Regions from separate parts of the Homo sapiens genome. Here all the other regions are linked to region 3. A link is a loop called in an ENCODE intact Hi-C map of the cell type or tissue named here. Cell type or tissue: IMR-90. All regions are shown on one strand. Links, peaks and the distances in the headings refer to the core of each region. The heading gives the core; the rest is flanking DNA.

Region 1 (11,049 bases), core at 1,591-9,590, 1.5 Mb after region 3:
ATCTATTTAGTTCAATGAAGTTTTACTTGATACAATTTTTTTCTTTTGTTTCCTTTGAGATACTTTCAAGGGATTATTTAGAAGTATATTGTTTAGTTTCCAAGTGTTTTGATTATTTTCACTTATCTTTCTGCTACTGATTTCTAGTTTGAGTCCACTGTGATCAAGGAACATATTCTGTGTAATTTCGGTTGTTTTGAATTTATTGAGGTTTGTTTCATGACCTAGAATATGGACTTTCTTGGTAAGTCTTCCACGAGCACTTAAAAAAAATGCATACCTGGCTCTTGTTTGAAATGTTCTATGATTATTGATTAGAATCTGTTGGTTGGTAGTGTTGTTGAATTCCTCTATATCCTTGCCGATTTTCCGTCTAGTTGTTCAACTACTTTTTGAGAAAGGGATATTGAAGTCTCCAGCTATAATGATGAATTTGTCTATTTCTCCTTCCATTTCTATCAGTTTTTGTTTCACATCTTTTGCAGATCTATAGTTTGGCACTTACACATTTAGGATTGCTGTGACTGCTTCCTGGTGGATCATGATGTGTTGACTGTCTTTGTACCTGGTATTTTTCTTTGCTTTAAAGTCCACTCTAACTAATTTTAATAAACTGCTTCTGCTTTCTTTTGATTAATGTTTGCATGCTAGATCTTTTCCATCCTTTTATTTTCAACCTATTCATTACATTTGAAGTGACTTTCTTTTATAAGTGGCTTAAAGTTGGATTGAGTTTTATTTTATTTTTGTCCATTCTTCATATCTCTGAGTTTTCATTGGTGTCTTTAGACCCTTTAACTATAATGTAGTTATTGATGTTAGGGCTTAAGTCTGCTATTTTTTTATTTTTATTTCTTGTATTCTGTTCTTCATTCCTTTGCCTCCCTGTGGGTTAAAGTTTTGTTTTAGATTATTTTTATTTATCTGTAAAGTTTTGAGTGGATCTCTGTGATTCCTGGAATCAGTGGATCTCCTGATTTTCCATCTAGTAGTTCTCTTGTGTAGTCTCTTTTAGTGATTACTTTAAGATTATATAGACCTCACATTACATTTTACTGGTGCCAACATTTTGCCAGCTTCAGTGAAGTGTAGAAACTTTACCACTTTTATGTAACCTTACCTCTCTGTTTATATGTCTTAAATTTTTCATTTACCTGCATTGAAACCCAGAGCAGTGTTATATTTTTCTTCTACCATCAAGCATAGTTTATAAAACTCAAAAGGAGAAGAAAAAACTATTGTATTTGCCCACATTTTTCCTTATTGTGTTCTTCCTCCTTTATGATGTTCCAAGCTCCTTCCTTTATCTCTTCCTTTCTGTTTAGAGGAATTCCTTTAGCATTTCTTTGAGTAGGTGTGCCAGAAACATAATCCTAAATTTCCTCCATCTGAGAATGCCTTGACTCTCCCTTCATTACTGAGGGATCTTTTTGCTGAACATAGAATGGAGGATTGATAGTCCTTTTCCTTTAGCACTTAAAAAAGAAAAAAAAAAGAAACACAAACAAACAAACAAAAAACAAACAAAAAAACTCTGTGACACTTCCTCTTCTCACCTCATGATTTTTGATGAGAAATCCCGTCATTAGAACTGTTATTTTCCCGAAAGGTGAGGTATTGTTCTCTGCTTTCATTTTTTTTTTCTCTATCCAAGGCTTTCATAAATTTGACTATGAGGTATCTTATAGATTTCCTTGGTTTTATACAGTTTTTAGTTTACACAGCTACTTGAATCTGTAGGTTTATGTCTTTTTGCCAAATTTGGGAACTAGCCATTAATTTTCCAACTATGTTTTCAATCCTGCCTTCTTTCTTCTCTCCATTTAGGATGGAGATGATACATATTTTACATCTTGGGGTATAATCACACAGGCCCTTGTGGCTCTATGCAATTGTTTTTGGTCAACTTCTCTCGTTTTTAGCTGCTGTGTAATATTTATTCTTCTGTCTTCAAGTTTACTGATTCTTTTGATTCTCCAATCTATAATGGAGCCCGTCCATTGAGTTTTGTGTTCTAGTTTGATTTCACAGTTCTAAATTTGGTCCTCCAATTTTCAATTGGTTCTCTTTTGTATCTTTTATTTCTTTCCTGAGAAATAAATACCTTCTTTATTTGTTTCAAGTGTGCTCGTAACGTTGAAGCATTTTATTGTGGCTACTTTAAGCTCCTCATCAGACAATTCTAGTATCTGTATCTTCTTGGTGTTTGCAGTCTGTTGGTTCACTTTTTCTTAAATGAGAAAAATTTTGTTTTTCCTGCTTCTTGGCATGACAAGTGACTTTCAGCTGAAACCAGGACATAATATGACCCCTTGGATTATATTTAGTTTTCTGATTCAGCGGGCTACCTCTCACACTTGTCAGACTGGGGGAGGAGGCAGCACCTTATTAGTGTCAGGTGGGGTTGGAGGTCCAGGTCCCCGACTCAGTCTATGTTGACAGGAAAGGAGGGGATAAGGGCTGTTCCTTGCTGTTGGTGGGGTGAGAATTTGGCTCCTCAGTTGGCCTTAACTAACACTGCCCGGGCTTGGAGGAGTAGGGGTCTTGTACTGCTCCCCAGTTGACCTGCTCTGACAATGAGGGAGGGGGCTTGACTAGTTCAGGCAGTTGGCTACTAGTGAATGTCTTGAATCTGTCCTAGCCCCTTCTCCAGCAGGGGTGTCTCATTGCTGCTGAACGGAGATGAAGTCCAGGCTCCCTACATGGTCTGCGCTGGCACTGCAGTGTGGGGGTGTCTTGTTACTGCTCAGCCAGGGTGACACCTTCCTTGCTACAGTCTAGCAAAGGTGGAAATCTAAGCTCCCTACTCCCTTTGATGGCGGTGGTGGGGATAGGGCCTCATTTGCTCCTGTGCTGTTTGCTGAAGTAGAGAACGTATTGTCTGAAATGTTCTGTTTTCCTATGTTGCACCTTTTCTGATGCTTTGGCCAGAGAAAGCAGGCTTTTGTTGGGACTTATTTTGACTGTGTCCGTTGATGTTTCCAGGTTGCTGACAGAATTCTTCAGTTTCAAGTCTGGGATATATAAGGCCAAAGCAGACCAAGAACTTATTATTTATTCCTTCCTTGGGTCTCATATTTACTACCTGGTCTCTTTCCTTCTGACTACATTTCAGAGTCTTTTTATGTTTTCTTTGTACATAATGTTCAGAGTTTTGTTCATGCTTAGCAGAAGGAAAACGGGAAAAGTACTTCTACTTCATGTTAACCATAAGCAGAAGTTTTCTATATTTTTTAATCTTTAAGGTGTAGTATTCCTATTAATTTATTAGAATTAATAAGGCAACAATGTCCTATTTATTGACCAATTCAAACAAATCATGAAGTCATTCTTCTCACAGCCAATAGTAGAGAAGGAGTGTTAAACCTCTTCAGAGCCTGGCATTGTATTGTTGCTAAGTAATAGGTTTTCAGATAGTAACAAGAGTTTACAGGGATCACATCACAAAGGAATTGAGTTGACAACAGTTTGCATGTAGAATAATAACTCATGTTGCCTGTACAAATCCCCCCACTCTAATATTTCATTAAGTTATACATGACCGAAGTAAAAATTGAGAAGTATGAACAGAAGATAATACATTTTTAGCCAAGATATTACTATTACTACTATGAATTTTTCTCACCTATCTCTGAAATTATTTCTTGTAACTTAAATATCAGCACCAAAGAAAATATCATCTATATATGATGCATTCAATGTTTACAATTGAATTTAACAATTTAAAACATGTTGTTTCATACTTTAAATCAGATTTGCACAATTTGTTTAGCATAACAATTTTACATCATTTCCTTTGCTGAAGAAAATTGAATATAATTTGGAACCATCAACATTAAAATAAGTACCTGATATGGTCTGGATGTTTGTTCTCTCCACATCTCATGTTGAAATGTAATCCTCAGTGTTAGAGGTGGGGTCTGGTCAGAGGTATTTGAGTCAAGGAGGTTAATCCCTCATGAATGTTTTAGTGCCCTCCTCTTGTAAGTGAGTTCCCACTCTGAGTTCATTTGAGATTCAGTTGTTTAAAAAGTGCGCGGCACCTCCCCACTGCCCTTGCTCTCTCTTGCCATGTGATGCACCTGCTCTTGCTTCTCTTTCCACCATGATTATAAGCTTCCTGAGGCCCGCACCTGAAGCCAAACAGATGCAGGTGCTGCACTTGTACAACCCTCACAACCATAAGCCAATAAACCTTTTTTCTTTACAAATTACCCAGCTTCAGGTATTTCTTTATCATGTTGCAAGAACAGACTAATATTATTATTATTATTATAACCCTCAATATTATTATATATTAGGGGGTTGTTTGTTTCATAAATAGTAATTGCATATTTGGCTTTTATGTATTAACATTCAGTATCCATTATCTGGAAGCTTCACTGGTTCTTATTCCTTTTCATCACTGTGTATAAAGCCATTTCAATGAGCAGAACTGGCAGTTAAGGAAGACTTTCAAAGAAACTTTATTTATCTAACTTGAAGAGACATATGGTAACTCAAACTATAATTTTTTAATGTTTAAGAATTGAAATAAATTTATGGGGCTTAAACTAGGTCTGTGAAATGAAATATGACCTTTTTATTTTTGTATTTACTAACATTACTTATATTAATATTAATAATATTACTTATATTAATATTAGCAATATTACTTATATTAATGTTAACATAATTATATTGGTTCATAAATGTAGCAGTTTAAAAAAGTGTTGTTAAATTCAAAGTAAACTATTTTAAGTGATTCTCATGCAGAACCCATGTATATGTGATGAATACTAATGCTACAAATGACTCAAATATGGCAACCAGTTATACATTTGGGTTTGTGAGTAGGCAATTTTTGTAGTGGAAATAGTTTGACTTTGGAGTGATACAGACTCAATTTCGAATATCCAGTTTTGGATGTTTGATTTTGGTTTTCTCACTTGACCACTATCAAATATGTTGCATAGTTTATAAAATGGCGGAGGGGTGGGTTGTGAATTTTGCAGACTTGGGTGGATTATGAATAATCTTTCTTTGAGAAAGAGTATCTCAAAGCGTTTTTAAAATAGTCTCATGCAACATTCAGTGAAAACAAATGAAAAACAAACAAACAAACAGCATCTAACAATCTCCTACCTGGTCTCAAGGCACACCTGACTCGGTTAAAGGAGGAGGCTCACATCTGTAGTCCCGCAGCGGCTGCCAGGTGCCTTCTACCGAGTGTAGCAACATCCAAAGATCTGATAGTCTGAGGCTTGATGCAGGAGTGGACAGTGCGGTTTGCATGCATTTCCAGAACCCTGATGGATTTATCCTCTTCCTTTCAAATGAAGTGGAAATAGAGACTGCAAATATCTGAGCATGTGGAACTTTGCTTTTCTAAGTTGTGGGTCAGCATCAGTAATAACAGAAAGCTCCTTCAGCGGTTGTAATGGTTAGAATCAGTCTCCAATTTTATTTAAAGTCGTGTGTTAACAGTAGAAAATATTCCTCTAATGATGACATGACTTGAAATGGATTTTCTACAAACACACAAAGCTGAGAGAGTGAAATGTATCACTAAACAGCTACAGAAAATTCCAAAAAATTATTGCCTAATGAAGTTTCTAGATTCTTAAGGAAGTATGAGGGTGACATCTGGTGGGGAGAACAGAACATGCCTTGTTATGAATTTTCAGTTTCAGGGCAACACCATAATTCCATTTTCATTGCTCTAAGATTCTAAATCATATACTTCAGAGATGAGTATATTTTCATAGTTACAAAGATTTGGTAGTAAAAATGTGTGAACAGCATATGGTCAATTGTCAGGAGAAGGCTAAGTGCAATTTAAAAACTAAATACAGAAATGACTTACAGGAATCATACAAGTGTTGCTTATCTAAATAATAGAAAATAAAAGTGCAGCTAGCATAAACAGTTGATAGCTGAGTAGTTTGCAGAAAATAACTTCTAGGTCTTGCTCCCCCACCAACTGGAACAGCTGTGGTTGGATAATTCCAAGTGATATTTGAGAACCATATAAAATTTACTGTAAGCTCAGCTGCACCAATACAACTAAGCCCTACTTTATATAAATAAATGCAACAAGTCCTACTTTATATAAATAAATTTGGAATAATTCTTCACATAGCTGAGCCTGGATATGTGCTCAGGACATTGTATCAGTTGTACAGATATGCAAAATGCAAGGGTATTATAACACATTCAGGGATGCAGATACGGCCTGTATTGTTTGCTGTCAGTCACCTCACTAAGAAACCTGATTCACCTGTACTCTGAACAGTAATACATAGAACTAGAAAAAATACCATTTGGACAAACATGTGGAGCAATGCTAATTGATCCTATTTTCTGGAGAGATATATATATATCCGGATATATATATGTGTGTATATATATGTGTGTATATATGTGTGTATATATATATGTGTGTATATATATATGTGTGTATATATATATGTGTATATATATGTGTATATATGTGTATATATGTGTGTATATATGTGTATATATGTGTATATGTATGTGTGTATATATGTGTGTATATATGTGTATATATGTGTGTATATGTGTGTATATGTGTATATATGTGTGTATATATGTGTGTATATATATGTGTGTGTATATATGTGTGTATATATGTGTGTGTATATATGTGTGTATATATATGTGTATATGTGTGTGTATATATATGTGTGTATATATATATGTGTGTATATATATATAGAGAGAGAGAGAGAGAGAGAGAGAGAGTTTTACTCTTGTTGCCCATGCTGGAGTGCAATGACATGATCTCAGCTCACTGCAACCTCCACTTCCCGGGGTTCAAGCGATTCTCCTCCTGCCTCAGCCTCCCAAGTAGCTGGGATTATAGGCATGTGCCACCATGCCTGGCTAATTTTCTATTTTTAAGAGACTGGGGTTTCACCATGTTGGTCAGGCTGGTCTCAAACTCCTGACCTCAGTTTATCCACCCACCTCAGCCTCCCAAAGTGCTGGGATTACAGGTGTGAGTCGCCATGCCCCGCTTATTTTCTGGATTTTTAAAATGAAAATTACATAAATACTGAGTGTAGGTGGTAATCTTGGGGTGATAAAGCATGTGATTTCCTTACACTCGTTGGCCTTCCTAAAACACTTTCACTAGTTTTTAATAGACATTTTAATTTAGATAATTATAGAGTTAAATATAATTATAAGAAATAATACAGACAGACAGATCTCTATTATATTTTGCTTGACTTCCCAAATGGTAACATTTTACAAAACTATATATAATATCACAATCAGGATGTTAACGTTTATATAATTCACTAATCATATTCAAAGTTTTCCAGTTATATGTGTTCTCATTTACATTGTGAATTAAGTCCTGCACAATTTTATCACCTATGCAGTTTCACATATCCATCATTTTTATTAATTTTTGAGGCCAAACGGAGCCATCATAGAGAACCCATATATTGATTTGCCATTTTCAAATATCTGTTAAGCATCAACTTTTTATTCATCTTGACAAACAGTATGTATTTTTATTTTTATTTTTATTTTTTGAGATGGAGTCTGGCTCTATTGCTCAGGCTGGAGTGCAGTGAAGCGATCTCGGCTCACTGCAACCTCTACCTTCAGGGTTCAAGCGATTTTCCTGCCTCAACCCCCTGAGTAGCTGGAATTACAGGTGCCCGCCACCACGCCCGGCTATTTTTTTTTGTATTTTTAGTAGAGACGGAGTTTCGCCATGTTGGCTAGTCTCAAACTCCTGACCTCAAGTGATCCGCCCACCTCGGTCTCCCAAAGTGCTGGGATTACAGGCATGAGCCACAGCGCCCAGCCTACAAACAGCATGTTTAAAATATGATACTGATTAAGATTTTGTGAAAAACAGAATGGTAAAGGAGGTCTTATGCATTTGAAATACCAGGAAGTCCATGTAGAATTTAATTAATTTAAATAAAATTGATTTCCATCTCTGACAAGTATACTAGAATGCTTGATTATTAAATGATATGAGTGTTAAGTTCAAAATGTGAAGGATCTGAGATGTTACTCGCAAGTCAAATAATTAGGCTGGGATGGATGGATATATAGATATGTAGATATACATTAAAAAATATGAGAACTTTGTATTGGGGAACACATTTTTTATTTTCTCACAGAGACTCTTGTGTCAGTTTTCCATGGCCCAGTTGTCTGTGAGACAATGAGAGCGAGATGTCACCTGTGTCTCCAATGGGATTTGTGCCACAAGAGAGGAACCCTGAAATTATGACTCTAGGAGCTTTTATAGGATAGTTGGCCCATCTGCCCCTTCTTGCCTCCAGAGTCACAGGAGCAAGAGTTAAAGCAAGAAGGAGACCATGCTCTGAAATGTAAACAAATCCTTTCTGGGGAGAGAAAAAGATCTCTATTTTTTTCCTTTATCATCCTAGAACATAAACAAATGGCTTCAGGGGAAAGACTTTAAGTCTATCAGAGAAATGAAGTATCTTTAACTTACAAGATATGTTTTCTACTAAGCCATTCTTTTGCTGAGGTTTTTAGTATTCTTTGCTCAGTAAGTCCCAACTTTGCGGAAATGTGAAAATATTTATTGAATATGTTTTCCACAAAGAGGACACTCGTACCTCTGGGTAGGATAAGTAGCTCACATCAGGCCAATGCTACCTGTGAGAATTGGAAAACCTGTGCAACCAGGGAGTATTTAAAAGCATAAAATTCCAGAAGACAGAGAAACTTATAGGGCTGCTATGGCAGTATTAGAGAAATAAGCTGAGCTTTCAGTGTTTGCAGAGGGATTCAGTGGCACAATTGGATATTTGACAGACTTCAGTCATACAGCTGATCTTTTTCTCAAAAACTCTGACACATTTTGAATCATTGATGTGAACTGTGAGACTAAAGACATAAGCCAAAACCTCAGAGAAGTAAGTGAAAATTCTCTTCAACAAACCATGCTGGGAAAATTGGTTATCTACATATAAACAAATTAGCCTTAACCCTGAACACATGCGATTGCGGGACTTTTCCTTAGTTCAGCTACAGACGGGGTCCTGGTCACAGGGTCATGAAAATGTAGGCTTGCAGACCATTTGAAGGGTGAGGAATGCAGGGTTTTATTGGGAGAAAAGGAAGAAAGGAGAAACGACCCTCTGCAAGCCAGAGTCTCTGCTAGTGCACTTCCTGCCTCGCAGTCTGAGTCGTAAGTTCCACACAGGAAGAGAAAAGGCAGGCTCCTCCCACTGCAAAGAGTGCAAACTTGCTGAGGCTTCACCCCTGTGTGCAGGCTGGTGGAGTTTTCCCTGGATCCTCCCCCACCTGGTAGTGTCATTCCCGCCTCTAAAGAAGTCTAACCAAGTGTCATTAGAATAAGGATGAAGACAAGCCTGATATGTATTTATATTTATCTTTATTTATTTATTTTTTTTGAGACGGGGTTTTGCTCTGTCACCCGGGCTGGAGTGTAGCAGCACGATCTCAGCTCAGTGCAATCTCTGCCTCCCGGGTTCAAGTGATTCTCCTACCTCAGTCTCCAAAGTAGCTGGGATTACAGGCATGTGCCACCATGCCTGGCTAGCCTGGCTAATTTTTGTATTTTTAGTAGAGACGAGGTTTTGCCATGTTGGTCAGGCTGGTCTCAGACTTCCGACCTCAAGTGATCCACCCATCCTGCCCTCCCAAAGTGCTGGGATTACAGGCACGTGCCACCAAGTGGGCCCGAAAATCGATCCTAAGTGCTTTCTACTGACGGGGTATGCTGTTTGGGGAAACAGCAGTCAGGGCTCCCTGTGAGGCCTGTCTAAGGGTTGCCAGCAGAAGGGGCCACCTTCAGAGGCTCTGGTTCCATTGCTGTTTGGAGTTTGGTTACCTGCAGGCAAGAAGAGACAAACAGGGTGATTAGAAAACATGTATCAAAATGAAAAAGGGCAGGGGTTAGGACAGCTCAAAAATTTCAAGGCCTTTTACCAGTTTGCACAGAGAGAGGGAGGCCAAAAGCCCAAATGGTTAAATAAACTTTACCCTTTTGCCAATATGTTAGGCTTCTGGGTTCCCTTCCCCTGAGCCTAACTGTAAACCAACCAGTTTAAGGCTTGGGACATTAACTTTTCCCAGTTTGGATGATGCATCTGAGGGGAGTCTCCCATAGTACAGAGACACAATTAACTATCAGCGAAGAGAGTAGAGGGAGGAGAAAGGAAAAAAGACAGCATTTTTTCAAAGGAGTCCCAGGAGTTCAGGATGCATTTGAAAGTGGTACAGACTGAAGATGAATGGCTACCCATCTAGAACGAGGAGAGCAGGTGTCCCCATTTCCTTTCTCTTCCTAGCAGATATCGGGGGTATGTGAGTGATAGAGAGAGGTCTTTCCCTCTTCCATCCTGTATCTCTGAGTCCCGGCAACCTTGCCAGGTGCCACCATGGGTGTTAAAACAGTTTGCACCCATGAAGCAAGGAAGGCCTAGAGAGCAGGAATTATTCACTCTTACCTATGTCTCTTTCCTGCTTACTCTCGGTAGTCTTGGATTCCCTAGACCTCATTTATGCCATGGATAGTAATGTGGCCTTCATCCGTGAAACGAGAAGCTCGGTTTAATTGGCAGGAATCAGCCACGCTCACCTGCACTGCGCCTTTTAACTTCCATTATCATTTGCCTCTGGATCCCTCAGATCCACTTTTCCTTCGTAGGACTTTGAGCCAAAGCTTGGAATTGAGTTTGGGACAAAAATTTGTCTTGGGAAGGTTGCTTGGACTCATTATCATAAGTCAAACGCTAAGGTAAAACTGTGGCATTCAGTCCTCCTCCAACAAGGGAGAGAAAAGGATGCCGTGTGACACACCCAGATACCTGGTGGCTAGAGTTACGCTTGCTCGGATTTGGGTGCATGGTAGTTGGCTTTGGTTAGCTCCCTTGATCTTACTTTCCCAAAAGGAAACCTCTGAGTGATGGGCATCACCTGGCAAGATTTGCAGGATAATTGTTCAAAACTAGAATACTGATCCAGATTTTTTTTTTTTTTTTTTTTTGAGACGGAGTCTTGCTCTGTCACACAGGCTGGAGT
Region 2 (11,049 bases), core at 1,858-9,857, 1.4 Mb after region 3:
TGAAACTTGGGTAGTTAACACTTTCAAATACAGTGAGGCTATTGAGCAAAGGAAAATGAAATAAAATTGTATAATCTACCAGAAGCCAACCAACCCTCCTTTCCTCCCTCATTTCTTTCCTTCCTTCCTTCCTTCCTCTTACCTCCCTTCCTTCCTGTTTTTTTTAAAGCTTTTGATTGAGTTTGATGGCACCATAAAGAAAACAACTGTCAAAAGTATTCTAATATTTGAAATGAATTATCGATGGACTTTTATTACTGATATGGTTACTTAAACCATTGAAGAAGTATTATGTGTACAGACATGTAGTTTGATGAAATACTTAAAATTTAAAGTTAATTTTCTTAAGTAATTTGACCAAAACAAGTATCTTAAGTAATTTTGCTTCTTTGCCTATTCATTGAGTTACTGAGAAAATATTGCAGAACTTTCCATCGAACCATTTAGAATAATTTTTTTAAATAAAGTGTGTGGGTCTGCAAGGAATCACTTGGACAAGAATAAAGGCAGGAAATTTCCTGTAATTTTTAGTAGAATCATTGGGAATAATACATATTAATGTGTCTGATTCTAGCTTTACAACCATTGTGGTTTATGTCTGCCCCTGAAAATACACAGCATATGTTTGTTATATGGAAACAGAAAATTATTATTTTTAATTGATAGCCTCTGAACTAGCAGATTTTTAAGCTTGAGGTCATGGTGATGTGTTTACGCTTGGCTCTAATCTTCATTTACTGCAGGCCCCCTTTGTGGGACTTGGCATGTTCAATGAGAGCAAGTATTGCACCTTTATAAAAGAATAATGTGTCTAAACTAGCCACCTGCTACTGACATGTACATATTATGAAAACCAACACTGGCCCACATGTCCAGGGCCTAATAGTAATCAGCATGCAGATGCCAAAGATATTTAATACCCTCCTTATTGTAATTGTAATGTCTAACTACACACATTGAAGAGATCATTGTGGGGCTGAATCAAGGCAGACATAATGGAAGTATAAAAGTATGTAGTAATTTCTAGGGAAGATAAAATAATGGATACATTATGATAATAACGGATAAATTCACCCCACATACAAGGAAAGATTTTTTATATATGGAATGTAAGTTTCCAATGAAGATGTGTTTCTTAATGTAATATCTCTCAGAACAGTAAGAATATGTAATTTTTGCACAAAGATTGGGGAGGAATCTCATAAATATGTGTGAGATCAAATTGAAATTTGTGAACAGAATTTCTTGTATAAAAACAGATTAATATATGTACATCTTGATAATACTGGATATTTTCAAAGTAAAAGTCATATTGGAACAGAGTTTTGAAAACATATTGATTTTTCAAAACAACTATGAAGGTGATAAAGGACATGAAAAAAAGATACACAAATCTATTTCTGGCCTCAAGTCTGGTCACCATTTTTCAAATAAAATGTCATTTCCTCTAATTACATAGCCTATGGGCCATTTTAAGTTTCAATGTGCTGACAAGGGAAATTTTTCCATTTGTTTTGGAAAAAAATTGTTTTGTGGGAAGTTCTGATGGCCAAATATATTTTATATATTTTTTATATTTTTGTTTGTGTAGAGTACCACAATTAAAAATGATAGTAGCAAGCTACACACACACACACACACACACACACACACACACACATATTTTTTTTTTTCTGAGACTGAGTCTCACTCTGTCACCCAGGCTGAAGGGCAGTGGCACAATCTCGACTCACTGCAACCTCCACCTCCTGGGTTCAAACGATTCTCCCCGCTCAGCCTCCTGAGTAGAGGGATTACAGACATGCACCACCACACCAGTCTACTTTTTGTATTTTTAGTAGAGATGAGTTCTCACCATGTTGACCGAGCTGGTCTTGAACTCCTGACCTCAAATGACCCACCCACCTCGGCCTCCCGAAGTGCTGATATTACAGATGTTAGCCACTGTGCCCAGCCAAGCTATGTATTTTTAATGACATTTTTGAAGTTTTTAAAAATTTGCATCTTCAGTTGATTACTCATAATTGATATCTCTAATGTTTTATTTTCTTTCAAGTTTATTTTTTAAAGTTTTGCTGTTATTTAAAAATTTAAGATCATTGTCAGACATTAATGAGAAGATGGCATTTAATATTCATTGTGTTGCTTAAATAATTTTTATTCTGGCCTGGCACTGTGGCTCACGCCTGTAACCTCAGCACTTTGGGAGGCCAAGGTGGGTGGATCATGAGGCCAGAAGTTCAAGACCATCCTGGCCAAGATGATGAAACCCCATCTCTACGGAAAATACAAAAATTAGCCAGGCACAGTGACAGGTGCCTGTAATCCCAGCTACTCGGGAGGCTGAGACACGAGAATTGCTTGAACCTGGGCAGCAGAAGTTGCAGTGAGCTGAGATCATGCCACTTCACTCCAGCCTGGACAACAGAGTGAGACTTCATCTCCAATTAAAAAAAAAAAGAATTTTTATTGTGATATATAGTCTGTCACCAAGTATTTATGAAGCATCTACAAAGTGGTACATCTGGTTGCCAGACTTTTTAAGAGGAAGCAACAAGGCACAGATAAGTTAACTCAAAGGGATCAGCCCAAGCCCTAGTATGTATTGTGGGAAAACCAACATGGGTGATGTGGTGGGAAGGATGAGGGCAGGATGACCTGGTGGTTATGGTGGGTGACATCTGAGGTTAGGAAGAATTCTATAAATGTTTAGGGTGAGCAGAGGCTGTGAGAATATAAATCACTTGCTGTGTACTAAGGGGTACAAGGAGTTTGGAAATTAACCTAACATTATTGGAAAGTGTTTTGGGGTGTCTTCAACAAAGTGAAATGTGGCCTGATTTATACTTTCAGATGGCCAAGGTCCCCATGGTTTCTGTGTCCCTGAACTCCATGTAAGATTGCTGTCAGTGAATGGTGGCCTGGCTCATTCACAGCAGTGGAGACCTCAACAAGAGCTTTGTATTGAGATAGAGCCATGCAAGAGATGGCCACTGGCTCAACGGTATCCGGGGAAGAAAGGACCCAAGGATGGTCTTGAGCCTTTCGCCTGAACACCTGAGGGGATGGTTGTGCCCTTTGTTAATGCCAGGAAGGTGTGGGAGGTGAGAATTAAAAAGGAAAATGTGGATAAGAGGAAGAGGGTGATAATCATTTTGCTTAGGCCCATCAGCCATATTCTGTTTGCGATGGTAATTACAGTTCCAAATGGAGACGTTAAGTAGGAATTTCAATATTCAGGGTAAGTCTGGATCTCACACAGTAGTCAGAGCTGGGGATGTAAGCCCCCTCGTTAGTGGGGGCTCTGTGTCTGATGAAAATTGCCGAGAGAGAGGACAGAGGAAATAAGGGACCTGTGACAGCCTCAGGGGGCTCAGCTACAGGGGTCTGTAAGACACTAGCATAGCGGCCTGAGAAGGCAGGGGGAAAATCACCTTAGTTACCTGAACTGATAAACATTAGTAATAAATAAAAGTAAGTATGCTAGATTTTGCTCTTCAATGTGAATTCATGACCTAACTATAGAATGTTGATATGTGTCATATTTACATATTCATGTAAGTGTTAAGCTTTGCTTCCATCCCTCACCAAACAGAGTAATAGATTCTAGACCATCCCAAGGGTTAGAAGTTTTAATTTAAAAAAGTAAGCTTTAGTAAATATTCAAGGCTGATAAAAGTTGAACCCAAGAAATAAAGCAAGAAGATGTAAATGTACTCTGATATGGTTTGGCTCTGTGTCGCCACCCAAATTTCACCTTGAATTTTAACAATCCCCACGTGTCAAGGGCTGGACCAGGTGGAAATAATTGAATCATAGAGACAGTTTCCTCCCATGCTGTTCTCATGATAGTGAGTTCTCATGAGAACTGATGGTTTTATAAGGGGTTTCCCCCTTCGCTGATTGTCACTTCTCTCTCCTGCCACCATGTAAGAAGTGCCTGTTTTGCCTTCCAACATGAAGACACTGTAAGTTTCCTGAGGTCTCCCTAGTCATGTGGAACTGTGAGTCAATTAAACCTCTTTTCTTTATAAATTAGCTAGTCTTGGGTATTTCTTCACAGCAGCCTGACAACGGACTAATACATACTCCAAGCTGTTTCCTCCCCCAGCTGCTTTTCCATACGTGTTTGTGAGCATTTCCATTCAAATTAAAGATCAGGGAATGATGAAGAATTAATAAAGAGCAGAAGTAGGAGACCTAGAGGTGTGACTGTGGCTGTGTGGTGTGTGTATGACTGTGTTTGAATGTGTGAGTGTGTGTGTGAATGGTGTGTGTGTTTGTGAGTGTGTGTGTGGTGTATGAGTTTGTGTGACTCTGTGTGTGAGACAGCCTGTGGCTGTGCCCACACAGGCCAGCACAGAGCTGGGTGTTTTAGACGAAGCTCAAAATTAAAGAAGTTAAAATAATTTGAGGAAAGCAAGAAGCAAGAATGTCTGAAGAGAACAAGATGAGTGGACTGGGGAGGGGAGGTGAAGAGAGCCAGACCCTAAGTCCAGGGAACATGTGTTCCAGTGGTGTAATGAGTCTTTAGGAGAATATGATCAAGGATCACTTCGTTTTCCAATTTTTCGTGATGTAATATGATGACTTATTTGACGTTGAACAAATTACCAATGATAGTTTTATTAACCATAAATCATGGATAGTTGAAACATCAGTGTCTCAAATCTGCCTGTTTTTATTTCAATGTGTTTTAATATTTCTTGAATATTATTTAGCAGATTTCTGGATTTCAAAAAAAAAAACGAAATCTAATAGAATAAGCGTAGTGGATTCTGCATTAAAGTAGCTATTATAAATTAAAAACCTTTAAGTTACAGAATTGAAACAGTGTTAATCCACATGAGATAAACACTAAAATCGGAGGTACATCTATAACTAGACCTTTCACATTAAAAAACAATGTGTTCTATGATTCTTTATTAAATACATTATGTAAATCTACCTTTATTTTGAGTGTTGTGGCTTTATTTTATCTTCTCCTACATGACTAAAATATGTAAGAGATTTGTCGTCCCCTGCTACATAATTTGCTTATTTAAAGAATTAGTAATGTATAGGTTTAGGAGTTACTGCACATGCTTTCATGGTTTATTTTAATCATCCCCATGAGGGAGTCAAAAGCTCCTTCACTGAAGTCTGATGTAAGTTCGCCACCTTGTGGTAATAATGGGAATAGATGAGGGTTTAAAAACAGAATTCAAGAGTAATGAAGCAATAGAGCAAAGCAAAGGTGCTATGTAAAAACTATTTTCCTGATTTAAAAATCTGAAAGAGAAAATTAACTTTTTTGATTAACATTTCGTATTTTTTCATGCAAACTTATGAGTTATCCTTTAATTACAAAACTTTTTTGTGTGTTTTTAATGTATATATACATATACTTATACATAAAAGTATATATGGAAAATTTCTCCAAAAAAGGTAAATATAATTTCAGTAAATCCTAGAAATCATCACTGCCAACATTTTGGCTTTTGCATTTCTGAAATAATTTACATAAGTGCATTGGTATGTGAGTTTTCATAAATTAAAAAGTGTATTCTCAGTTTAGCCGGGCGTGGTGGTGCATGCCTGTAATCCCAGCTACTCTGGAGGCTGAGGCAGGAGTATCACTTGAACCCAGGAGGCAGAGGTCGCGGTGAGTGGAGATCGCGCCATTGCACTCCAGCCTGGGCAACAAGAGCGAAAATCAGCCTCAAAAAAAAAAAAAGTGTATTCTAATTTTTTACCCAACTTTACATGTTAATAATCTCCCACCCTATTCTATGTTCTTTTAAGAATTAAGAATTCCATCACTATAATGATTTCTGGACACAATGGAACACTTTGCCAAGTTTTAGTTTTTAAAATTTTAAGTGGTAAACAAGTAAGATTGGAAATATTTGGATTAAACAAAGTTAAACAGGCATATTTTACCTCATGACTTCTTTGAATCTTTCAGTGGGTGCAAGGCCCTGAGACTCACCAAAACTAACATACCATATTTCTTAGTCTTAAAGGTCCTCTCCTCAGCAAAATATTGTACTAAATTTTGTTTCCAAAGAATTTATTATAAAGTATTTGAATAAATGTTAACTGAAGATTATTTTATTGGAATTTTTAAATTAGAGTTAAGGTACCCATAGATAACATCAAAATCAGGATGTATCTACTAAATTACTGTGAAGATTTTGTTACTAAAATTATAAGCTGATACTGTCCCTGTTATCCAAGCCTCAATTCTATCGGATCATTTACATGTCTGCAAAAACATTTCTTTTAGATTGCAGCCCAAGGTTGAGAGCTATTCTGTTCTACATATGGCCTGGCTTGCTTTTCCAAGATGGGATCTGAATGTCTCTCTTAACAATTGGATGTTAGAAAATACCTGTTATCTTGATGGTCTCATTAAACTGTTAAAAAAAGAGTATCACAGCTAAATATCTTACACAGCTAAACCTTCCTCCTATTAAGTAGTACAAACACATTCCAATACGTATTTGTATTTTATTTAATATGCATAATTTATGTTTTCTGCTTTTCTTGTAGAATTGAAACATAGTATTTCATATTAGACTTGGTTGTAGCAAAGGCATATTCTCCAAGGTACAAAGATAACTAGGAGGTCTTAGCTTCAGAGAACTCCTTGACGCGACTTTCAAATATGCATTCTCGTGTAGTCTTAACAAGGGATCTGTGAATGATTTTCTTCACTTTACAAATTAGAAAATTTAATGTCAGTTAAGTCACGTTTATATCATACATCTTAACATTTTATATCATACATCTTAACATTTTATATCATACATCTTAACATTTTATGTCATACATCTTAACATTTTAAGTTTTTTGTTTTGTTTCATTTGCTTTTGTTTTGGTAACGGTGGTGGTAGTTCAAGAACAGGTAACATTCTTTTGTCATACACCATATGACAGTATCTGTTATGGTTTTTAAAGATCTATCACATTTAATTCTTAAATTTTATGTAATAGTTATAATTATCCCCATTATATAGATATAAACAGAAACTGAAAAAGTTAGTGAATTTGCTCAAGATCACGTAACTCACGTTGGAAAATCAGGCATATTGATTCCACAGTCTCTGCACAGTACTCTCCTAAAACGGTTTACAATTCTGTCTTGTAATGTTTGTATTCATGCTGCTGACACTATACGGCATTCTGTGCATTATTAAGTCGCTTGGGTAAGTATTATCTTTATCCCCATTTTACAGATGTGGTAACTGAGCAACTTACAGGTTAATCAGCTCAAGGGCAAAGAGTGTGAAAGAGGCAACCCTGGGAGTCAGAGACCAGGTGGCCAGGATGCAAGGGACTTAATCACTGCACACCACACACTCTTATAAACCTGCTTTTGCTCACGAGGAAGCAATCTGTCCTTAAGGATTATCGCTCCTGACAGCCCAAATCACAGCTGGGCTCTCTGTCCTGTTGGCAGGACTCTTCAATCCCAGGCTGATGTGTGTGGAGAAGTACTCTCTGAGCTGTGTTTAATCTACAGTCTATTGCACAGCCACAAATGAATGCTTTGCACAAATGCATATGTATTGGTGTATGTGGGAGGAGGAAACAGTGAAGAAAGGTTCATTTTGAAGTGTTGTAGTGTCTACTTTCTAGGTGAGTGCTTTAAATCAAGAGCAATGATATGCTTATACACAGGACATTATTTTGGCTGACTAGAATATTTTGCTTCATTAATAGAAATCAATTTCCATCTTCTTTGGGTCGTTAGATCTGGATGATAAAATGGTGATGTCAATAAACCCAATAAAGTGAAATCAAGTTAGTTGGAGGGTCTCGTGTCTAAATACAATTTCAAGTAGTTCAGTGACAAAAAGCAATAGCAAATCGTTCCATCTATGTTCTTAGTGTTTTAACGTCAATGGGAAGCTCTATTTGCTATTCTGATAGAAACAAGTATAAAGTTGCGTGTCCCCTCTTGTGACCCTGGAAACTGTGTGAGGTACTTGGCATTTGGATTGTTACTTCTTTGGCTGCCACTTTATTACAAATAAATTTTGACTTTCCTTGAAATCACTAGGAAATAAAGCAGCTGGTTTATAAGGGACAATAGCTTAAATGATGAATATTGAATCTCGTAAGTAGAATAAGTCTTATGTAAATTGGTCGAGGAATATGTGCTTTGTCAGAAATAGTGAAAGAAGCAAAGACAGGATGCTGAGTTTAGTTTCTGAGAATACATGCTGCCCATAGCCACTACATGCTGCGTTGGAGACCGTGGCCTTGATTGGAAGACCATGGCCTTGAAGGTTAGTTCTCAACCAATAAACACATTTGTCAGAGTCTTCTGCTCTCTGGAATACTAAGGTATGCAACCCAGTCAGAGTTAACCTTTTGCTAAGTAATATTAATCAGTTAAAATATCTGTTGAATATTTACTACAAGCCTAGTAAGCTTAAGCCATTATGAGCGATTAAACATAAACATTAATTTTTAAAAAAGCATAGTCACAAGCCTCAAATATATACAAAAAAGATGATAAAATATACTCTTAAAACTTTAAAAATTACATGTGAAATAGGACTTAAGGAACAGCTAAGTTTTCTGATAGATTGGAATAATATTGTAAGACTGTTTAAGACAGGTTTATAGATTATAGGGTTCCGATGTGATTTGGATGGCAGAGTGGAGAAGGGGTATCTGGGGCAGGTAGAAGGAGGGAGTGGTGTGTGGACACGGTGCCGGATAGGTCAGGAGTGTGCTAGGAGCAATGGGCTACACACATTGGTGCACCGAGTGCACGCAAGTCGTCGAAAGAGCAATGAGAATGTAGGCTTGATTTGGTCTATTGGTGCCATTGTAGTTCTTAACCAGGAGAGAAATGAGAGTCTTTAGTGCATCATTGCATATATGCATTTCTGAGAGAGAGATTCAGACAATAACGAGGAAATTCGGAACCCAATATAATATTATACTTTGGGTGTCTATAAAACAAAATTTATTTTTGCCAAAGGTATGTACAATTTTATACATTGCTACTTTTTTGTTTGTTTGTTTTTGTTTGTTTGTTTTGAGATAGGGTCTTTCTCTGTCACCCAGACCCAGGCTGGAGTACAGTGGCGCAATCTCGGCTCACTGCAACCTCCACCTCCCAGGTTCAGGTGATTCTCCTGCCTGAGCCTCCCGAGTAGCTGGAATTGCAGGCATGTGCTACCATGCTCAGCTAATTTTTATATTTTTAGTAGGGACGGGCTTCACCATGTTGGCCGGGTTGGTCTCGAGCTCCTGGCCTCAGGTGATTCGCCCACCTCAGAGTCACTAAGTGCTGGGATTACAGGCGTGAGCCACCACGCCCAGCCTCTACATTGCTTCTTAACCATATCAGGATTTGCTTACTTGTTTTTATTTTTCATTTGCACAGCAATTCTTTATTAGCAAAAGTAAGGAAGAAAATACATGGAGAAATACCTAGGATATTACAAACACCCCCACCCCCCTCCTCCACACACACACACACACACACACACAAAGAAAAAAAAAGCACCACAAACAAAAGGGAGGCTAACTCCTAATTAACTGGCATATTTGCATAATTATTTAATGTGAAAAAGCATGTTAAAATGTGATTTATTGACATTCCTGAATTACTTATTGCATTCTTGGTAAAACCACTAATATGTAGTAACTGATCCTGGAACATTGATAGTTTCACAACTACCAAGCAGCAGAAACAGACACAATCCCATTTGGATTATTTGGAATTCAAATTTCAGTGCTCTTACCAACATACTAATGCACTTCACTCGATTACCAGAATGCAATGTTATTTTTATTTATATGTTTAAATTTTAAACTACCCCTTCCTATTTAATAATTATAATAATTTTTCCAACTCATAGAAGGTCGGTAAATATATAATTTTTAAAGGTATTTCCTACTTGATGGGTAATTATACTTTCAAAACGTATACTACAATTTGTTAGGTAATAAGTATTTTAAGCATTTTTACAAAAGCATTTTACAACCATTCTAATATAAACTTTGCCAAAATCTCCTTTATATGCTGCATACAAATTTTGACAACATTCACTATCTAATTAACAGACCTTATCAATTCTGCAAAAGCCATTATAGTCAGCTACAGAAATTCAAATTTAGTTGCTTACTAAAGAGCAGGTCTTTACAATAATATACTGGATTGTTAAATTTTACATTATGAAAGGTTTATACAGAACAGTACTTAACAAATCATTAGCAAAATAAAGTGTTAAGCGTGATACTTTTTTTTTCAAAATGACTACTACATATTTTCTACTCTTAATTTTCATTTTCCAAAATTACTATTATATGCTTTTTACTCTTTAACCAGGAACATAAAGTCAAAATGAACAGAGAGGGAACTGTTTGGGTTGGGGGAGGAGGTAGGGGATGAAGAACCAGGAAGAATCACATTGCTTGAATTAGCTATTTCTTTGCCTTACTTTTGGTTTTCAGAATTTGAGTGTTTTTTTTTAAAGGATTTCTCTCGGAGTATTAAAATACAGTAAGTTGCCTTAAGTATATTAAATTGCAAAGTATTGTTTTGACAGTTGTGGTTAGTGTAGCAAATATAGTAAAGAAGCTAACTCTAAAACTTATGTAATATACAGTTTTGAAAGTGAAAAATAAACTCATTATAACATGACTGCAGTGTCTAAATAGTACTGATCATTAATATATCTTCATTTGTCAATCATTGGAAATTCATATGTTTCATGTGCAATAGATTTTGCTAGAATGCCTGTCCTTAAAAGGATTGTAGAGCCTTTATTGAAAAAAAGAAACACTAGAATTGCATTTTATCTGATACATGGAGTGAATACAAAGGTAAAAACAAAAGTTAGCTTTAAAAGCACTTTCTGTAAGCAACCATCCACAATGCAATATTACTATAAAGACTGATCACTTAAAATATTCTGTCACTCCAATAATGAAAGAAATGTATTTTTCCTTATATTGAAATCATATCTAACATTTTACATTGCTATATTAAACTCATGTTTTCTCATCATTATTTAGCCATATTTTATACCTTCTTGAAGT
Region 3 (11,049 bases), core at 1,152-9,151:
CTCTGTTGCCCAGGCTGGAGTGCAGTGACGCAATCTTGGCTCACTGCAACCCCTGTCTCCCGAGCTCAAACAATTCTCCTGACTCAGCCTCCCAAGTAGCTGGGATGACAGGCGCACACCACCACCTGGTTAATTTTTGTATTCTTAGCAGAGACAGGATTTCACCATGTTGGCCAGGCTAGTCTCGAACCCCTGACTTCAAATGATCCACCTGCTTTGGCCTCCCAAAATGCTGGGATTACAGGCATGAGCCACTGCACCTGGCCTGGATAAATAATACTTTAAAGAAATATTTTTTAAAATCAAAATCCATGCAGAATATCCAGGATTAACAAAATGTCAACACTTGCAGTAAAGACACGATCAGAGATACTGGTTTTTCCTTTGCCCCAGTCTCCACTGTGGTCTGGCATGGCACTGTTTCCTCTTTGCCCAAAATGAGCTTGTTAAGAGAGCAACATTGGCCGGGCATTGTTGCTCACATCTGTGATCCCAGGACTTTGGGAAGCCGGAGTGGGAGGATTACTTGATACCAGGAGTTTAAGACCAGTCTGGGCAACAGAGTGAGACCCCGTCTCTACAAAAAAAAAAAAAAAAAAAAAAAAATAGCTGGGCGTGGTGGCACGTACTTGTAGTCCAGCTACTTGGGAGGCTGAGGTGGGAGGATGGCTTGAGCCTGGGAGGCCAAGGCATCAGTGAGTCGAGATGGCACCACTGTACTCCAACCCAGGCGACAGAGCAAGACCCTGTTGGGGGAAAAAGAGAGAGAGAGAGAGCAGTGCTTCTGTGTGGGTCAGAGCCCAGCCTCTGTAGCTGGGGGAGCTGGATTTTGAAACAGATGCTGCTGTTGCTTACTCAAGAACCTGATTCTTGGCAAAGTTCATACCTTATCTCATCATCATTGTGAATCCTTAGAAGCACATAGTCGTTCCTGGCTGGGTCAGGCAGATGAGATGAAAGGAGGAGGAGGGATTCTCAGTGTGAAAGACTCATCCCACTGCTGTTGGCTTTGAAGATGGAGGAAGGAGACCAAGAGCCCAGGAGTGTGGCAGCCTCTAGAAGTTGGGAATGGCCCCAGATGACAACCAGTGAGAAAGCAGTGACCTCAGTCCTACAATCTTGAGGAACTGAATTTGCCTGTAACCCAAATGAGCAAGGAAACAGATCCTTCCCAAGAGCCTGTAGTGAGTTTCTCAGCCCTGTGGACACCTTGATTCCTTTCCTTTCTGATCTTCTCCTCTTCTCATTCTACCATCTCCCTTAGCAGTCCCAGCCACTCCTCAGATGTTAATATTTCTATGCCACTTCCAAATCTTTTTGAAAGAAGAGATTTTCCAAGTCTTTGCCCATCTACAATGAAAAAATTCATTAAGGAATGTGAAGAACATTATTATTTCTTCTTACTATAATATTTCTTTTTTTCCTCAAAATGATTCTGACTTTAGGTGAGAGGTTTTCAACTATGATGAAGAGGCAGGGGAGGACATGTTATCTTTAAACTCCCCCCGGGATTTTCAGTGCTAAGGTGGCAGAACAGAGGACAGTGGTGCTGCCTCCTCCTCTCCAGGACTCCTCAGGCCACACTAAGGATTAGGTAGTAGCCAGTGGAGCAAGAGGGCCAGGGCCTGGAGGAAGCAGCTGCTGGTAGGTGGCATTGGGAACAGAGCCTTGGCACAGTGGGCAGCCTCGCCGTTTGCAGAGAAATCAAAGCTGAAACAACCAATCCAACTTCGTTCGAACAGCAGAAGGCTGGCAAAGACCTCTGATAGGGACAGGATATGTGTTCAGACAAAGCACCATGAGGCAGCTGGTGACGGGAATGGGATGGCTTCCATGGAGCAATCTCCAATAACAATCCAAAGTTAAAAGCAAGGGGCAAGGAGCGGGTACAGTCAAGAAGGAGAAAGGAAGCCTTCGTGCTTGCCTTTGCATGGAATGCCTCCTGAAGAAGGAGAGAAACTGCTGATGGAAGCCATCCACGTGGAGGGGGGGATGGTGGAGGGGGATGGATGAGTGGGGGTGATGGAGGGAGGGTGGGGGTGGTGGGGGGGGTGGCAGAGTGGGGGTGATGGAAGAGGGGTGGTGGAGGGGGGATGATGGAGGGGGGTGATGGAGGGGGGTTGGTGGAGGGGACAGTAGTGAGTGTGACCTTCCTTGTCTCTGTGCCTCTTGGAGTAACCTCTGCGCACTAATGCTGTTTGCTGTGCTCAGTTGGAGAATCCTTGTCCTAGATTCTCCTATATTCTTTACATGCCGGCCAAGGCAGTAGGAGATTTGATGTTGCTGAAAAACAGCTTTTAAAATACTACCCTCTGCTTTTTTCATATTTATTACATACTAATTTGGCATAGAATACTATGCCTGATGTGAATATAGAATATGCATTGAATGAACAGCTGTTGCTTTGCTTTTGCTATCCCCATGTGTTAATGGTTTTTTCTTGTAAAAAGCTAAAGAAAATAAAGCCTTCGATTTATTTTATGTGCCTGTTAAAAGTCAAAATAATAGTAGTCTGTATGCTTTGAAGTCTATGATAATAGCACCTTTTCCAGTATTTCATGCAACTTGTGAAATTGCAGCTGACAAGGAGGTAGATGGTAGTAAACTCAACACTGTGTGTCCCTGGTGTGGTGACTGCGACATTCCACGGAAACGTAGGAGCTTTAAGTCTGTTCCCTTTTTCTGACATTTTATTTACCTCCAAGAATTTGTTCAATAATACATTTTTCCCTCATTTTCTTCTCTCATAGATTTCAGTTTTTTTAATTTGCTGATTCTAAGTTTTATTTTCTGACATCTAAGAAGTATTTTGTCTTAGAAATAGTGACATAAAAATAGGCAAGAAGCATCTAAATTTTAGCAACGTCTATCATTCTGATGAAAATTATATAACTATAAACAATTGCTACATTTATGCATTATTATGTAATATATCAAACTTATTTATATGCAATTCTTACATTGTGGGTTATCATGGCAAACAAATATATTATTGCACAGTAATAATAAATGTCACAGTGAAAGAAATAGAAGGCTTAAATTGTCATCTCAGCAATACCATTCTGGTAAATACCCATAAGGAATACAATGGCAAACATTAACTTTATCAAGTGATCTAATAGCAATAGGAGTTCCTTTTTAGTTATTTATTTTTATTTTTGAGAGACAGAGTCTTGCTCTGTTGCCCAGGCTGGAGTGCAGTGGCACGATCTTGGCTCGCTGCAACCTCTGCCTCCCAGGTTCAAGCGATTCTCCTGCTTCAGCTTCCGAAGTAGCTGGGATTACAGGTGTGTGCCACCATGCCCAGCTAATTTTTGTATTTTTTAGTGGAGATGGGGTTTCACTATATGTTGGCCAGGCTGGTCTCGAGCTCCTGACCTCAGGTGATCCGCCTGCCTCAGCCTCCCAAAGTGCTGGGATTACAGGCGTGAGCTACAGTGCCCGGCCGGGGGTTCCTTTTTATGTTTTAAAATGTTTGCTGATCAGTACATCAGCTAGAATTGCAGCTCTTGTTTAGAAACCTGGGCTATTTTAGATCTTATTATATCAATAAAACATTTTGATTATCATTAAAATATTTTGCTGATCAAATCTTTTGATTTGCCAAAGTTATGTTTTGTGACTTGAAGCAGAACTTTTCTCTCTCTCTCTATATGTATATATTGTATATCAGTCCTTGTAGAATAATATGCTTTATTTCTATCATCAGAAAGTTGTCATAATACATTAATTTTTTGTTAAAACAACACCTTTTACTGCTATCTGCCAGAAAACTGTTATAAATATTTTAAAATGCCATCTTTGGGGTTAACAAAATGATAATAATAATGTTAAAAATTGTCATAACGACAAGGTGGCACCTAAGAGGCATGGTGCATCCAGGTATGGCGCCTGAGCGTACATGGGGGCGGCCACACGCCCTGCAGCCTGTGCCGCTGCACTGCGTGCCTGGCTCCAGCTCCCTTCCATCGGCCTTTGGACAGGCCGCACCTCCCACCTGAAATGTCCCCTTCCTGCCACCCACATTGCTCTGGCCCCTTGGACATGCAGCTTGGCTGTCGGCACCCTGTCTGTGTTTACTCCCCTGCCCGCCCTGGGGAATGTTTCACACTCGGTGTTAACTGCCAGGTGCTCAAATGTTGCCCCCACTGTAATGTGCCGTTTCCTCCATCATAGAGACTGACTCTTTCTCGTCTTTCTATCCCCTGGGCTTAACCCAAAGCCTGGTGCGAAGTAGGAACTCAAAGTTTGTGGAATGAAGGAAGGAAATTTTAGTCTATGGCATCGCTAGAAAGAGCTTTACTTCCTTATGGCTTTTATTATTAGTTATTTTCACCATTTTTTGAGGATGTTGGTGTTTAGCCTCTTAGCCTTCTCTGATTGTGAAATGTTTTCCATGATTTTGATGGTTAGAATTGCAACTACATGTTTTTAAAATTGAGCCATCCATCGCCAGGTGCGGTGGCTCATGCCTGTAATCCCAGCACTTTGGGAGGCCAAGGCAGGTAGATCACCAGGTCAGGAGTTCGAGACCAGTCTGGCCAACATAGTGAAACTTCATCTCTACTAAAAATACAAAAAAGTAGCTGGGTGTGGTGGTGTGTGCCTGTAATCCCAGCTACTCAGGAGGCTGAGGCAGGAGAATCGCATGAACCTGGGAGGTGGAGGTTGCAGTTAGCCGAGATCGTGCCACTGTACTCCAGCCTGGGCAGCAGTGCGAGACGCAATCTCAAAAAAAAAAAAAAGAAAAAGAGCCATCCATCGAGGGTAAGGAAGAGCATGGATGGGGAGGATCAGCAAACCTGGACTACTTGCTGAGTGACCTGTAACAGCCGCTCCACCAGTTCTCTGAATCTCAGCTTCCTCCTCGGACAGAGGGAGGCATTAATAGCACATCTCATAGGGCCCTGTGGTTGCAGATTGAGAGTCTAAATTATTGGAAAAGCTCTGGTTGGTATTTATGTTGCTCCTTCTTCTGTTATCATGATGAGTTAAACAGCATAGAATGATGACTTCGTAATTATTTCCACATCAATAATTCTATGATCTTGGAAATAGAAGCATTATATCCACCCCCACCATGACCCCAGTTTTGGTTGACTTACAATTCACTCTTTGGAGTAGAACATGTGTGTTTGTCTTAGATATTAGAGATGTGTGTGTGTGCATGTGTGCGTGTGTGTGCGTGTGTGTGTGACAGAGACACAGACAGAGACACAGAGACAAAGCATTTTTGCAGGTATACCTGCTAAAATGGTTGCTGGAGCAATCAGAAGAGTCCTGAGAGGAGAGATCATCCAGGGAAGGCACTTTTTGAAACATAGATTTGAAAGTTGGAATGAGTTTTATGTTTAAAATACAAAGAGGGTGATCAGTCTGGCTGGAGGCCTGGTATTCTGGGGTGGAGAAGGCAGCAGTCTACTGCACGGTGAGAGATGGCGCATGAATGTGCTGGCTGGATCGTAGCTGTCTCCGAGACAGAGTGTTATGGGAAATACACAATTATGTAGGGGAGAAGGCATTAGAGAATGTTAGAAGTATGAGTTTAAGTGTTGCAAATTGACTTTGAGAGGAAATTTGATACCACAGCATATTTCTGAGCAGGGTAATAACATACTCAAAAGGAAAATAAGCAAGTTGTTTATATTTTGGGAACCACTGGAAAATGCTTAAAGTTTATAGATTCAATTCTAACCATACTAAAATTTTTCAACTCCTTAAGCTCAACAAATAATGACTGTTAGAACCTGAGAGTAACCCTTAAAGGTAACTCTTGCTTTGTAGGAAATACTGTTTTGTTGCATACTCAGAAGTAGGTTGAATCGTAGAAAATAACATATTGCAGAGAATTCAGTAGAACATGAAACAAAATGCTTGACTTGCCAGAGGCTGCATCACAAACCAGAATTGCAACTTAATTTTTACCTAACAAGAACCAATTAGGGACTCCTCACAGAAGATAAGGAGGCAAACTGTGAATTTGCAAAGGAGGCTCTTGGACAAGTAGCTGGGCTGGTAATTAGGATGCTTCACTGTTCCTCTGAGTCATTACCCAGGGGAGTCTGTCCAAGAATTTTAAATCTTTGCCGGAGGTGCAGCAGAGGGGCAGGCGGATTGTGATTTCTTCAGTAGCTTCTGTCTGATTTCATGGTTTTAAATCGGGGAATGATGGTCTAATTTACACTTTAAAAGCATCCCTTCCAATGCCGTGTGGAGAACAGATAGAGAGGCAAGACCAGGCAGGCAGGACCAGAGGTGCCCTCTTGCTGCAGGCAAAGGGTGTTGGTGGTTTGGCCCAGAGAGGTCACAGTGGAGATGTCAGAGGCATGTGAACCAGAGCAACTCCATCTTGAATAGGAGCTGGGTAAAATGAGGCTGAAACCTATTGGGCTGCATTCCCAGATGGTTAGGGCATTCTAAGTCACAGGATGAGACAGGATCCTGGTCAGCACAAAATACAAGTCATAAAGACCTTGCTGATAAAACAACTTGCAGTAAAGAAGCTGGCTAAAATCCACCAAAACCAAAATGGCAACAAGAGTGACCTCCGGTTGACCTCACTGCTACACTCTCACCAGCACCGTGACAGTTTACAAATGCCATGGCAACATCAGGAAGTTACCCTATATGGTCTAAAAGGGGGAGGCATGAATAATCCACCCCTTGTTTAGCATATCATCAGGAAATAACCATAAAAATGGGCAACCAGCAGCCCTCGGGGCTGCTCTATGGAGTAGCCATTCTTTCACTCCTTTACTTTCTTAATAAACTTGCTTTCACTTTTCACTACGGACTCGCCCTGAATTATTTCTTGAGCGAGATCCAAGAACCCTCTCTTGGGGTCTGGATTGGGACCCCTTTCCTGTAACAGAGATAATGAGAAGGGAAGATATTTGGAAGGTATAGCTGGTAAAACTTGTGGAAATGTTAGATCTGAAGTGGAAACAGGGAGGATGGTGGTACCACTTATCAAGGTGGGGAAGGCTGGAGGAGGGAATTTTCTGAGTGAGAGAAATTCAATGTTTTGCTTTACATGTACAAAAATTGAAGATGCCCATTAGATATCCAAGCAGAGATGTCATATAATCTGCTGCTAAAGACAGTCTCAGTGCTGAAGGTAAATCATATATTGATGTTATTAAAAGACATGGGACCAAAACAGATCAACTAAGGAGACAGTGTAGACAAAGAAGAGAAAGGGCTTTGGGCCAAGGCATGAGGTTTTCCAGCCTTTAAAGTTCAGAGAGAAGAGAATATAGCGGCCAGAGTGATGAAGGACAGCAGAGAGGTAGAAGAGGGCCGTGAGAGTAGCACCCTGGAGGCCAAGAGCAGATGGCATCTCAAGAAGTTGTCACCAGCCTCTGTCACCACTAGTAGATCAAGTATAACATTGGCAGATACGTGATAACTGGATTTCACTACACAGAGGGTGCTGGTGACCTTAAAAAGAGCAGTATGGGGACAGGAATGGTAAGGAAAGAAAACTGAATGGGGCCGGGCACAGTGGCTCATGCGTGTAATTCCAGCAATTTGGGAGGCCAAGGCAGGAGGATAGCTTAAGGCCAGTAGTTGAAAATCAGCCTAGGCAACAGAGTGAGACCCCATCTCTACAAAAAGTTTTTTAAAAAAAATTAGCCAAGTTTGGTGGTGCATCAGTAGTCCCAGCTACTTGGGAGATGGAGACAGGAGGATTGTTTGAGCCAGGAGGTCGAGGCTGCAGCAAGCTGTGATTGAGCCACCATACTCCAGCCTGAGTGACAGAGTGAGACCCTGTCAAAAACAAACAAACAAAAACAAACACCTAAATAGAGTGGGTCAAGAAGAGCAGGGACTCAGGAATAATTTTATTTAAGCTAGATGATGGGCACATGGGTGTTTATGATTTTATTTTTGTATGCCTTAAGATTTCATAATGAAATAGTTTGAAGACAAAGAATGTATCACTTATTCTAAAACTTTTTAAAAAATGTGTGGAATTCTTAGGGTTAAGATTAATTTAAAATGTATAATGTGAATTTTACATCAATAAGACAGTAAGATGAGGAACAGTGGGAAAGAGACAAAGTGGCAAGGAGGAGAGAGGAAGGGAGGCCGGGAGGTGAGGATGTGGGAAGAACACTGTTGTCAACTCTGGCAGAAGTAAAGTAAGTCTGGGGCCTGGGTGGGGAGGGCCACCAATGATTTATTTATCTATTGACTTATTTACTTAAGAAATGATGTCTCACTCTGTCACCCTGGTTGGAGTGCAATGGTGAGATCATGGCTCACTGTAGCCTCTAACTCCTGGGCTCAAGGGATCCTCCCGCCTTGGCCTCCCAAAGTGTTGGGGTTACAGATATGAGCCACCTCACCTGGCCTGATTTCTTGTAAAAACATAAATGTGCAGAGGTGGCACAGCTGGGATAAATGACAAGCATGTTGTTAAAAGTTTTGACACCCTTAATATATAATGAGATTCTCCACCTTGGAGCTTGTGCCAATTGCAGCTCCCACCTGTAGAGAATCAGTGCATCTGTTTCATGACTCACCGTTAACAGCCTTGAGTAAATTCTCTAAAACAATCAAAATAAGCCAAAAGAGGCAGGAAAGGGGAAACACAGGAATTAAAAACAGAGGAGGCAAATAGGAAGGCTGGAGTGATGTATTAACTGAAAGGTTCTTGTATCGGTTTGAACCCTGAGAGCGCGCCAACAGACAACACGAGGGAGTGTGGAGCAACATGCTGTTTTAATGAGCACCTGAGTGCAGGTGGGCTAAGGCCCAAAATGGTGTCAGCCCCAACTGAGGATGGGACAGGGGGGTTTATAGTCCTCTGTAAACAGCAAGTGTCCCAGTCTGACATGACTGCTACATAGTATCTGGACAGCCTCTTTCTCGATCTTCAGGGGAGGTGTCTCCTGGCCAGGGGAGGTGTCTTCCTGCTGGCTCTCTTCCTGCTTCTATCTTGCTGACACACGCTGCTGACGCAAGTGGGCCTTGCACCTTGGGACTGGGCCTGAGAAGGGAGGAATCACTCATCCCTTCAAGCTTTCAGGGAGAATCTTTCATTAATGTAAGATAAAGTCCATTTCAAAACAAAATTGATCATGAGAGACAAATAAGGACACTTCATGAGGAAAGGATCAGTTCAGCAGGAAGACATAGCAATCATAAATGTATAAGTGCTCCATAACAGAGCTTCAAAATCCATGAGGCAAAAATGACAGAATTAAAGAAAGAGGTAGACACTACCACCGTCATGATTTGAGGTTTTAGCATTAGGAGATATACCTAATGTAAATGACGAGTTAATGAGTGCAGCACACCAACATGGCACACGTATACATATGTAACAAACCTGCACGTTGTGCCCATGTACCCTAGAACTTAAAGTATAATAAAAAAAAATATATATATATATAAAATTCCTCTCTCAAACATTGATGGAGTAACTGGACAAAAGTCCAGCAGAGATGCAGCAGATCTCAACAGCATGGTCAGCACCTTGGCTTTGGTAACATTTGTATCCATTGTGAAAGTGACGAGGATGGGTTCTGGCCCCCATGGTACAGCCACAGCCTGGGCTGTGTTCTAAAATCACTGCTCCAGGACCTTGCATGGGCTGCTTTCCTACTGGGTGCCTTGATTTTTCCATCTGTAAAGTAAAGTGATAATGGTGCTGACATCACCTGTTTTAAAAAATATTGTGAGATGATGCATAAAAAGCAAGTCAGCATAACAGCTGACCCGTATTAAATGTTCAACATATGTTGGTTATTGCTGTAGAATCAGTTACAATCACCATTCTAGTAGAATGGTAGAATCAGTGGAATCACCATTTGGCTGCCTGGAAGAATCTTAGGGGATTTTAGAAGTATTTAATCAGAACCCAGACATCAATCTGCTGTGGAAACACAGTCTTGCCCAAGCCTCACTCAAAGTTTCCAAACTTTTTCATATTTCCTGCCATTTCAGTTTCCCTCTCAGTCCCAGGATGAGCTCATGATCCTTCCAGTATTTCAAAGCAGCCCTAGTGATATAGGAGTTAAAAAGAAATGATTTAGGCAGGTAGTGAGTGTAGACGTGTCCTTGGTAAGGTTTTCTTTTTAATGAAAAGCAGCCCCCAAATCATTTCTTTTCTACCAAAGAGCAGCCTCTAAAATCGAGCTGCAGACATAGATAAGCAAGCTGGAATCCTGCCCAGGTGAATGCCGGCAGCTATGCCAATAGGAAAAGTCTACCTGGGGGGCAGGTATATTCAACACGAAGGCTCTATCTTCCCTTTTCTTTGTCAACCACGTGTACAATAAGGAACAGACAACATGGTGCCAGCCAGATAGAGAACACATCTGCATAATAAAAATTAAGGTGGGGTGGCCAGCTTCTTTGCACACTACATAAATAGCACACCTGGTCCAACCAATTTTTGGGCCCTTTGTAAATCAGACACCGCCTCTTCAAGACAGTCTATCAGCCTATAAAACCCCCGTGCACTTTGCTGCAGACCAGAAGTCCCACTTAGGAGCCCCTCTCTCTCTGCAAGAGACAGAGCTCTTCTCTTTTCTTTCTTTCACCTATTAAACCTCTGCTCTTTAAACTCACTTTTTGTGTGTCCACATCCTTGATTCCCTTGGTGTGAGACAATGAACTTCTGGTATTTACCCCAGACAATGACGCTGCTTCACTAGGTGCCCGAGGCCAAACCTCACACATTCCAGATTACCTACATTTACTGTCCCACACAGGAAGGCATGCATTTTTCACCTTTCCCACCCCACCCAGGTTCTCATGGGCCTGAAAGGGACCGTAAGCTACAGCCCCACTTTGAGGCCCTTGGAGAGTTTTCCAATGCATTTGGCAAAGGTGAGATGGCAGCTGCTCACTGTACCACCTGGGATACCAGTCAAACCTGCATTTTCCACCTTTTGTGTTATTGGAACTTTAAAAATTAATACCTCTGTATGATTAATGCCTCTGTATGATTGTGAATATTGTTCTAGAATATATAAATTATAATTAAATGTAGTTAAGGGTCTTGCTTTTGGAAAGAAACTGAGATGAATCTTTGGT

Evidence for each region. Hi-C counts contacts between places; a loop is a spot of excess contacts. Peaks named below come from ENCODE experiments on the same cell type or tissue, not always from the same donor. Only the 100,000 strongest peaks of a DNase experiment are listed, where the experiment ranks them.
Region 1: a loop joins it to region 3, with 10 times the contacts of the local background. A loop is called at or near these places in 2 of 110 quality-filtered maps.
Region 2: a loop joins it to region 3, with 10 times the contacts of the local background. A loop is called at or near these places in 3 of 110 quality-filtered maps.

The regions. Positions count from the first base shown.
Region 1 is chr18:72,696,085-72,707,133 of GRCh38, reverse strand. No RefSeq gene overlaps it. Among named protein-coding and RNA genes, the nearest start is that of MIR548AV, 150 kb to the left of the region's middle. In IMR-90, for the core only: a CTCF peak has its summit at 5,627 (motif pointing left); no DNase peak of the experiment used is centred there.
Region 2 is chr18:72,756,832-72,767,880 of GRCh38, reverse strand. All of the region lies in intron 7 of NETO1 (neuropilin and tolloid like 1), which reads left to right. Among named protein-coding and RNA genes, the nearest start is that of MIR548AV, 91 kb to the left of the region's middle. In IMR-90, for the core only: a CTCF peak has its summit at 5,154 (motif pointing left); a DNase peak (open chromatin) is centred at 5,130.
Region 3 is chr18:74,184,724-74,195,772 of GRCh38, reverse strand. No RefSeq gene overlaps it. Among named protein-coding and RNA genes, the nearest start is that of TIMM21, 42 kb to the right of the region's middle. In IMR-90, for the core only: no CTCF peak of the experiment used is centred there; a DNase peak (open chromatin) is centred at 5,492; H3K27ac peaks cover 1,684 bases.